Regions from separate parts of the Homo sapiens genome. Here regions 1 and 3 are each linked to region 2. A link is a loop called in an ENCODE intact Hi-C map of the cell type or tissue named here. Cell type or tissue: Caco-2. All regions are shown on one strand.

Region 1 (2,500 bases), 52 kb after region 2:
TAGAATTCTCAAAAACAGGCATACGAATGGCTAACAAGTGCAAGACAGTCCCAGCTTGCAATGGTTCAACTTTTGATTTTTCAACTTTATGATGGTACAAAAGCAATACACATTCAGTAGAGACTGTACTTAGAATTTTGAATTTTGATGTGAAATTCTTTATAATAACTTTATTATAAAATAAGCTTTGTGTTAAATAATTTTGCCCAACTGAAGGCTAACGTCAGTGTTCTGATCACATTTAAGGTAGACGAAGCTAAGCTATGATGTCTGGCAGATTACATGTATTAAAAGCATTTTCAAGTCACAATATTTTCAACTTACGACGAATTTATCGGAAGAGAATTCCATTATAAGTCGAGGAGGCCCTGTATATGATAAAAATTCTTCACATCACTAATCGTCAGGAAACTGCAAATCAAAACCATAATGAGATTTTATGTCATCTGTTAAAATGGCTATTCTCAAAAAGACAAAAGACAACAAGTATGGACTAGGATGTAGAGAAAAGGGAACCCTTGTACACTCTTGGTAAGATTTTATATTGATACAATTATTATGGAAAACAATACAGAGGTTCCTTAAAAATTAAAAATAAAACTAACATAGAATTCAGCAACCTTAGGTGCTACTTGTGAAAGCTGAAGCTTTGAGAATTCCGTGCAGCCTTATCCCCTTGATCTTGTTCAGAATCTTTTGTCCCTCAGTGGAAGACTAAACTGAAAAAAGTGGGAATGCCCTTTATACAGGCATGGAAGTTTTGCAATATAGGCCAGGCATACCTTTCTTATCATAAGTAAAAAGAGAGAGAATGTCCTCCCTGAGTCAGTGAGAAGGAATCTACATCCTAGCACACAGCGTGGTGCCCTTACAAGATATTCAGTTTTATAATCTGCGTTCTGACATAAGGAGGAGTTCATGAATCCATAGTGGGTGTCCCATCTTTTGGGGAAAGTGGTACTAACTGTACTCCTGTCCCAACTTTGGTTGCTACAGCTCAGGCAGTTTCTCTTGGTGAGGTGAGAGCCATGATCACAGCCACAGTGAGCTGCAGTAAGAGAAGAAGCAATCACTTAGAAGATGGCAGGGAGCAGCTCGCTCACCTAGAGGGACTTCTCAACAGCTTACCCATGGAGAGGATTATGCCTAGTGTCAACAAAACAAACTGAGCAAACACTGGATTTGAGAAATGTGAAATGGGTGGTTTACTTAGTGCAAGATTGTTTTCTGAAGCAAACTGAGAACAGGTCTGTATTTCTTTTTAAGCCCACCATACCTCTCAGAACTGGGAGAACTGTGATGAAGTACTTGTTTCATGTACTTTGCAACAATTTTCTATCACTGGATTCTCAAACCTTAATGAATCTGCTTGGACCGACAAATAAAAATGTAAAGCAGGTAAGAAGATTTTGTTGAAACAAAATAAGAAAACCAGATTTAATCTGCAGAACCATAAATTTACATATAGCTTTCTAGGACACTATCATATCGAATGAAAATACGTGGAGCAACCTCAACAGATCTTATATTTTTTTAAGAAAGACACTCGAATGCAGGAATCATGTTCTCAGCTTCTCCTCTGACCATCACTCCCAAGCACTTTGAAAGTTCAATAAATATTACTAATCTCCCTTGAGGTATACTGATCATAAGCATAGATTGTTACCGAATCCAGAGAAAATGGAGATTGACTATTCCTAAACTTCAGTATTCATACATTGCTATTTTTCTGTCTCTCCATTGGAATTATTTACATTCAGGTAATTCTATCTGAAAATAATGGATGCTCCTAAAACATGATACTAATACAAATTCCCTTCCAAGGAAACTGAACTCCAGCCTGTGCAGCTGAGTGAAGAAGAAATTCTTGCCATTTGAATGATTAGGAACTAATATTCTTCACCTAACTGGACCTTAGCCAATATAATTATTTAGGGCAAGATTGTATCCCTTCTTTCACATTGGTTTTATTGTGAGCCAAGGGGAAAAAAACATTATTCTAAACTCTTCAGCACTTTCCCTTTTAAAATAGTGAGACCATGTCAGAGTGAAAATAGCATGAATTAATAAAAGTTATACAGACAATAACACCAGATTTGTATAGACATATATAAAAATAATCACCACCCCAAAAAACAGTATCAATCAGAGAGGTTAACATTAATATATTTGAATGTTGAGATTTAGCAAACCATGGATCTATGGAATTAAAGCCATATAGCATCTCCAGAAGTTGTTTCATTTTATTGTTCCAAGTTAGGCTGCAAAAAGACAGAGGGATTAATTAAGTCCTATATTGGACAAGACTAGAACATGAATTAAAAGGCTCCTAACTGTAAATCCACGAGGAGCACTTACCAGCTGAAGGTCACGCTGCTGGTCACACAGCTTCGTTACTCACTTTAAACTGTAACCTAACTAGACGGTGGTGAGTCAGGTTTGTTTCCTTTCCCTTCTCCTCTGGCATCCCTGGGGGGCTTCTCAATTCAAAGAAACTCCA
Region 2 (2,500 bases):
CTGACCTCCTTCTTGCAGCTCGCCGCCCGGCCGCCCTCTCTATCCATCCGAAGGGAAGGAGCCCCAGAGTTTTCTTCCCCGTCTGCTGCAGAGTAACTAGATTGTAAATAACGCGGCGATTACCCACACCGTGCAGGAATTTTTTTTTTATCTGCCCTCCACTTAAAGGAGCGATAAAAATGAAATGGCAGGAGTGGAAGGAGCCAGGGAGAGCGGGATATCTCTAGATCTCGATGGAGCTCGCATCTATAAATACGCATTCATGTTTAGTCAAGTCCCTTTGTCAACTTCTTCCCGGCGCCTGAGCCTCAGCCGCTGCTCTGCGCCCAGGACCTGGCCCCTCCCGGCCCCCTAGTCCAGTGGTCAGGCGGTCGGGCCGGCAGGGAGGGCGCGCGCGGGGGGCTGCGGGGTCCGTGGAACCTTTCCGGGAGGCGAGCCGCGGGCTGCTGGGCGCGGAGGCTGGAGCCGCGAGAGGTTCGGCTGCTGAAGCGGCCACTGCCTCCCAGAGCCAGGCTCCGCGCCGCGCGTCCCCGCCGCCGCCGGCACTGTGCACCCACCTACTCCTCGGAGATTGGGGTAGGGGAAAAAAGTTTTGAGGCGCTCTCATCTCTGCCTCCGGGGTGGTTGAACTGGTTTGGTTTTGTGTTAAGCGAAGCCAAAAAAAAAAAAAAAATCACCACACACACACACACACACACACACACACACACACACAGACACACACACACACCCCAACCCAATGCCCAAGAACCAGGGAATGAAATTTAGTGATATTTAGGGAGAAATAAGGCTGGGCGCTGGGCTCCGACTCTTTCTGCCGCGACACTTGAGTGGGCGCGTGGAGCCGAGAGAGACCCTCAGAGTCCCATCCCCATCAGAAGAAACTCCGTCGGTGATGCCCTGAGCAGAAGCTGTGGGGCTGATTTAAGTGTGTGCTCTGACAGCTCCCGGGCTGCTCCGGCGCTTATCTCTTCTAATCTTACTTTCATTGACTTAAAACAGCTGCCGGTTTGCCAGGGGAAAAAAATCCTATTAAATCTCAAACCAGGGTGGGGCGGGGGCGGGGGTTCCTGACAGTGATCTTCCCAGAGCTAGTGTCCAGAAAAGAGCAGGGGGAAGGGAGAGCATTCACGGGGGTGGCTGCGTGTTGGGAAGGGGGTGATGGAAAGGGGACTAAGGAAACAATTCGAGCAACACGTTTCTTTTCCTCGCTGTAGCCTTCTCTCCTTTTGCTTTTATGCCGAGGTGCGTGTTCTCTGTCCCCATCTCTGTAATTCTCTGCAGACGCGCAACCATGGACTGCGCCGCGTCCCTGGGCACCCCCAGCATTACCCAGAGTGCAACAACACCATCAGGAGATCAATGACCAGACTCTATTTATTCTTCACGCGCCTAGAAGAGCAGGACTCCGGAGGAGCTTGGGAGCGAGGCTCGGGGCTTGGCTGTCTCTGGGCGATCTCTCCCAGACTTTTTCGGGCTGATTTCTAAACGGCAGTTAGTAAGCAAATGTAATTTCTCAATGCATGCCACACATACCAATCACAATATATTCACCTAGGAAAGTGAGACATCCTTTCTACCCCTTTCCACCCTTGGTAGATTTGTTTCTGGAGGTGGGTTGCTAATACCTGAGATTTTACACTTGTCAAGGGCGGAAACTTTCCCGGGTGTTTGATGATTGATTATGTGGTACCTGTTTTCTAAAAACGGCTAAACACCTTTCCCTGGAACAAAAGTGAGAAATGTAAATCTTAATAACTCAAGGCAAAAATTTCAAAGTGTAAGCACAGCTATTATCCACTCCCACAAAGAAAAGCTTCCTCTTACACAAATATTTGATAGCATAGAGCCCAGTAATTAAGAGAACAATCAAATAAGCTCAGGGCTTTCGTGGGGACTTTAAATTATCATCTGCCTAGAATTTATAAGCAGTGCAATCATTTGCTGCTTGGATATAACTCTGGATATGGCAATCTAAATGTCCATCCTTAAGCAATTTTACTATGTGTTCCTAAGTATTTAATGAGAGAGATGGATAATAATAATATTCAAATTGCTGGTTCAATGTAGCTTCATCAACTGTGTGAAAAAATTGTGTGTGTGTGTGCATGAAACACATTTCCTATATGTTTCCTTTCCTTACATTTTCTCTACCATGCAAGTTTCACATCAGAGCCACTTGCACATATGGCATAAGAATTCGTTGATGATCGTACTCCACCTTAAATTTAAGTGTTACTTTTATTCTAAGAGTTCCCAGTGTATGTTGAATGGTTTCTTCTCTTTTTGTTGTTGTTGTTGTTGTCGTTGTTGTTGTTTGTTGAATGGTTTATTCTCATAGTACATATGTAGTTGCTTTACAAAGTTAGCTATTACTATGTCAGGCCCAGTTCCTTAAATACTGTGCAAGAAGCAAACAGGGCCCAACTACAAAACAAGTTGCCTCTCGCTACTACTTATATGAACATACTTAACGTTTGAAAAGGGATTGTCATTTACA
Region 3 (2,500 bases), 220 kb after region 2:
AATTTTGAAAGTAAAATTAATATATTCTGGATTAAGTGTGAGTGAAATCGCATTTTAACTCAGTTAAAAGACATTCTTTTTAATAATCAGGTTTAAAATTTTGAATGACTATACATAAGATTTTTAAAAGAAGTATTCAGTTTGAATTTTGCTTGCTAATATCAGAAGAAACCCTACTTCTATGGAAAAGAGAACTGTATTCCATTTTCCTTAATCCTTTGTTAGTTTGTCTTCCTTAATGTACCCACTGTGGTTGTTTCTATAACATATGGGATTTTATACATTAAAGCAAAGCTGTGTTTGTAAAAAAGGAAAGAAAGAAAAGAAAAAAGAAAACTGCTGATTTTAAATTCCAGTTTTTATTCTATGTATACTATACTTGGTTATAAAAAAGTTACAGATCATTCAGTTTTGCCCAGATTTTACCCTACAGAAGTCCCTTTATTAAGAAATGAGATTTAATGAAAAGAAAAGTAGGGCTACTGTTTATGTGGCTGCAAATATCACTGGGGAAATATTTCATGTTTACATTTTGCTAAACTATTTATAGTGAGGACACATACTACAGTAAGGCCCTCTTTTCCCCATATAATGGATATCTTTGTGCCTTAATTCTACACACTTGCACAGTTTACATTTTTACCCAGTCTGCCCACATTTCATGCCACATTACTTTGTCCTCCAAAGCCTAGCTATATTGGAGCAACATCTTCTGGCAGAACAGAGACACTGAAAATCCAGAGAAATAAAACCCTGCCTGCCTAACAGTGTCTTAGATCGTTAGCAGGGAACACAGACCAAATTTAGCTATTTAACAAATCTCTCATTGATGATTATTGGGGTTTTTTCTTACCCTCACTATTGATCTTTGAAAGCTCTCAATTTTAAGCAACTGAGTTTCTTTCCCTGAATTAATGGTTAACACCTATTGCTGTGTTTTATCTATATTTTAACTATTTAGCATGGTGTATGAGTACACCATGTATGAATCTTCTAAAACAGTTCTTGCCTGAAGTATAGAATCAATGAGTGAACTTTGGAGTCCCTCTGGTGGTCATTTGAGTCAGTTTTAAATGAAACTGATCTCTTATAAGCCCTTAGATACCAGCCTCATCCATTGGCCATCTTATCTCTGCACCCCTACCCCCTCCCACCCTACTTCACTTTTACCACTCATCACACATAATTCCTCACGCTGCTCCTATGAAGCGCACAAATACAACGTAAATAATTTCTATAAATTTCTAATATTTGCTTGTGGAAACATTTTGCCCACAACATTGGATTTACAATAAAATGCTCTCCTGTTTTATGACGCTGCTGAAAATTAAAACTGTTGCCAGTTCCCTGATTCTTCAATAGGAAATCACAGCTTTGGTTTCTCCTTTCCTTAAGTAGATTTTACAAATTAATTGTAATTTTTAAAGCATATCTTTCTTCATGTGTGTGTGGCCCTTAATGACTTGTATTTCTTTTTAGTCACATGATTTAGTCTCTTTGAACATTAATTTCACTAAATTAAGAGCCCAAGTAGAAAACAGTTGTGCTCAGAATAAACAGTGATTTGGGGTAGTCACTGTGCAAATATATTGTCTTTCCCGTGATTCCTTCTTTTTACCTGTAGAGGAGCGATGTCTTCCTGGACTGGCCCTTGAGTGGTGGAGGAGGCTTTCAGGAAAAGTCTTGAACTGTGCTTAGAAGAGATTAAGAAGTCACTTACCTAGACGGAAGTGAGATGTCTTCTTGACATTATGTTTCGTCCCCTTGATAGTCCTGTCATTATCTATATTTCTAGTCTGTGGTCTTAGAATTTCAGAGCATTAAATGTTCAGTTCCCATGAGTTTGTGGTTTTTCTGAGTGGGTATGTATTTGCGTGCCTTCACTTTCAGTTGAAAGATATTCATCCTTCAGGGCTGTGTTTGCTTTTATTCAGAAAATAAGTATATTTAATGTACTGTTTTTGAAAAAGGAATGAAAACAGTGATTGAGCTGATATTGAGATCATCAAGTGTTTCTAAATCTCTCCAAACACATTGCTCCCTACATGCCCAGAAGGCACCATCTTTTCCTCTTAATATAATGGGTTTGCTTGAGTATCAAAATGCTGCATTATACAACACGAATCATCACACTGAAGATATCAATCACTTGTTTTATTAAATTAGAGTAAGAGAATTTAGTACAGAACAGAGGCAAAAAAAAAAAATTATTGCTGGGCATGGTGGCTCACACCTGTAATCACAGAGCTTTTGGAGGCTGAGGCAGGAGGATCTCTTGAGGCCAGGTGTTCATCACAGGCCCAGGCAATATAGTGAAACCCTGTCTCTACAAAAAAAAAAAAAAAAAAAATTAAATTAACCCATTATGTTGGTATACACCTCAGCTACTCAGGAGGCTGAGGCTGGAAGATGACTTGAGCCCAGGAGTTTGGGGTTTCAGTGAGCTATGATTGATTGCACCTCTGTACTCCAGCCTGGGTGACAGAGCAAGACCCTGTCT

Evidence for each region. A loop is a pair of places that touch in the nucleus more often than their neighbours do. Peaks named below come from ENCODE experiments on the same cell type or tissue, not always from the same donor. Only the 100,000 strongest peaks of a DNase experiment are listed, where the experiment ranks them.
Region 1: it touches region 2 in a loop (4-fold over the local background); 3 of 110 quality-filtered maps call a loop at or near these places.
Region 3: it touches region 2 in a loop (6-fold over the local background); 3 of 110 quality-filtered maps call a loop at or near these places.

What each region holds. Positions count from the first base shown.
Region 1 is chr12:24,615,245-24,617,744 of GRCh38, forward strand. LOC105369698 (a long non-coding RNA gene) reads right to left here. Exons shown (of 3, transcript XR_001749046.2): 2 at 2,359-2,500; 3 at 113-2,261. Among named protein-coding and RNA genes, the nearest start is that of LINC00477, 32 kb to the left of the region's middle. In Caco-2, no CTCF peak of the experiment used is centred here; DNase peaks (open chromatin) are centred at 867 and 957; H3K4me3 peaks cover 595 bases.
Region 2 is chr12:24,562,819-24,565,318 of GRCh38, forward strand. No RefSeq gene overlaps it. Among named protein-coding and RNA genes, the nearest start is that of LINC00477, 20 kb to the right of the region's middle. In Caco-2, no CTCF peak of the experiment used is centred here; DNase peaks (open chromatin) are centred at 143, 313, 963 and 1,323; H3K4me3 peaks cover 1,809 bases.
Region 3 is chr12:24,778,056-24,780,555 of GRCh38, forward strand. No RefSeq gene overlaps it. Among named protein-coding and RNA genes, the nearest start is that of BCAT1-AS1, 41 kb to the right of the region's middle. In Caco-2, CTCF peaks have their summits at 1,065 (motif pointing left) and 1,266; no DNase peak of the experiment used is centred here.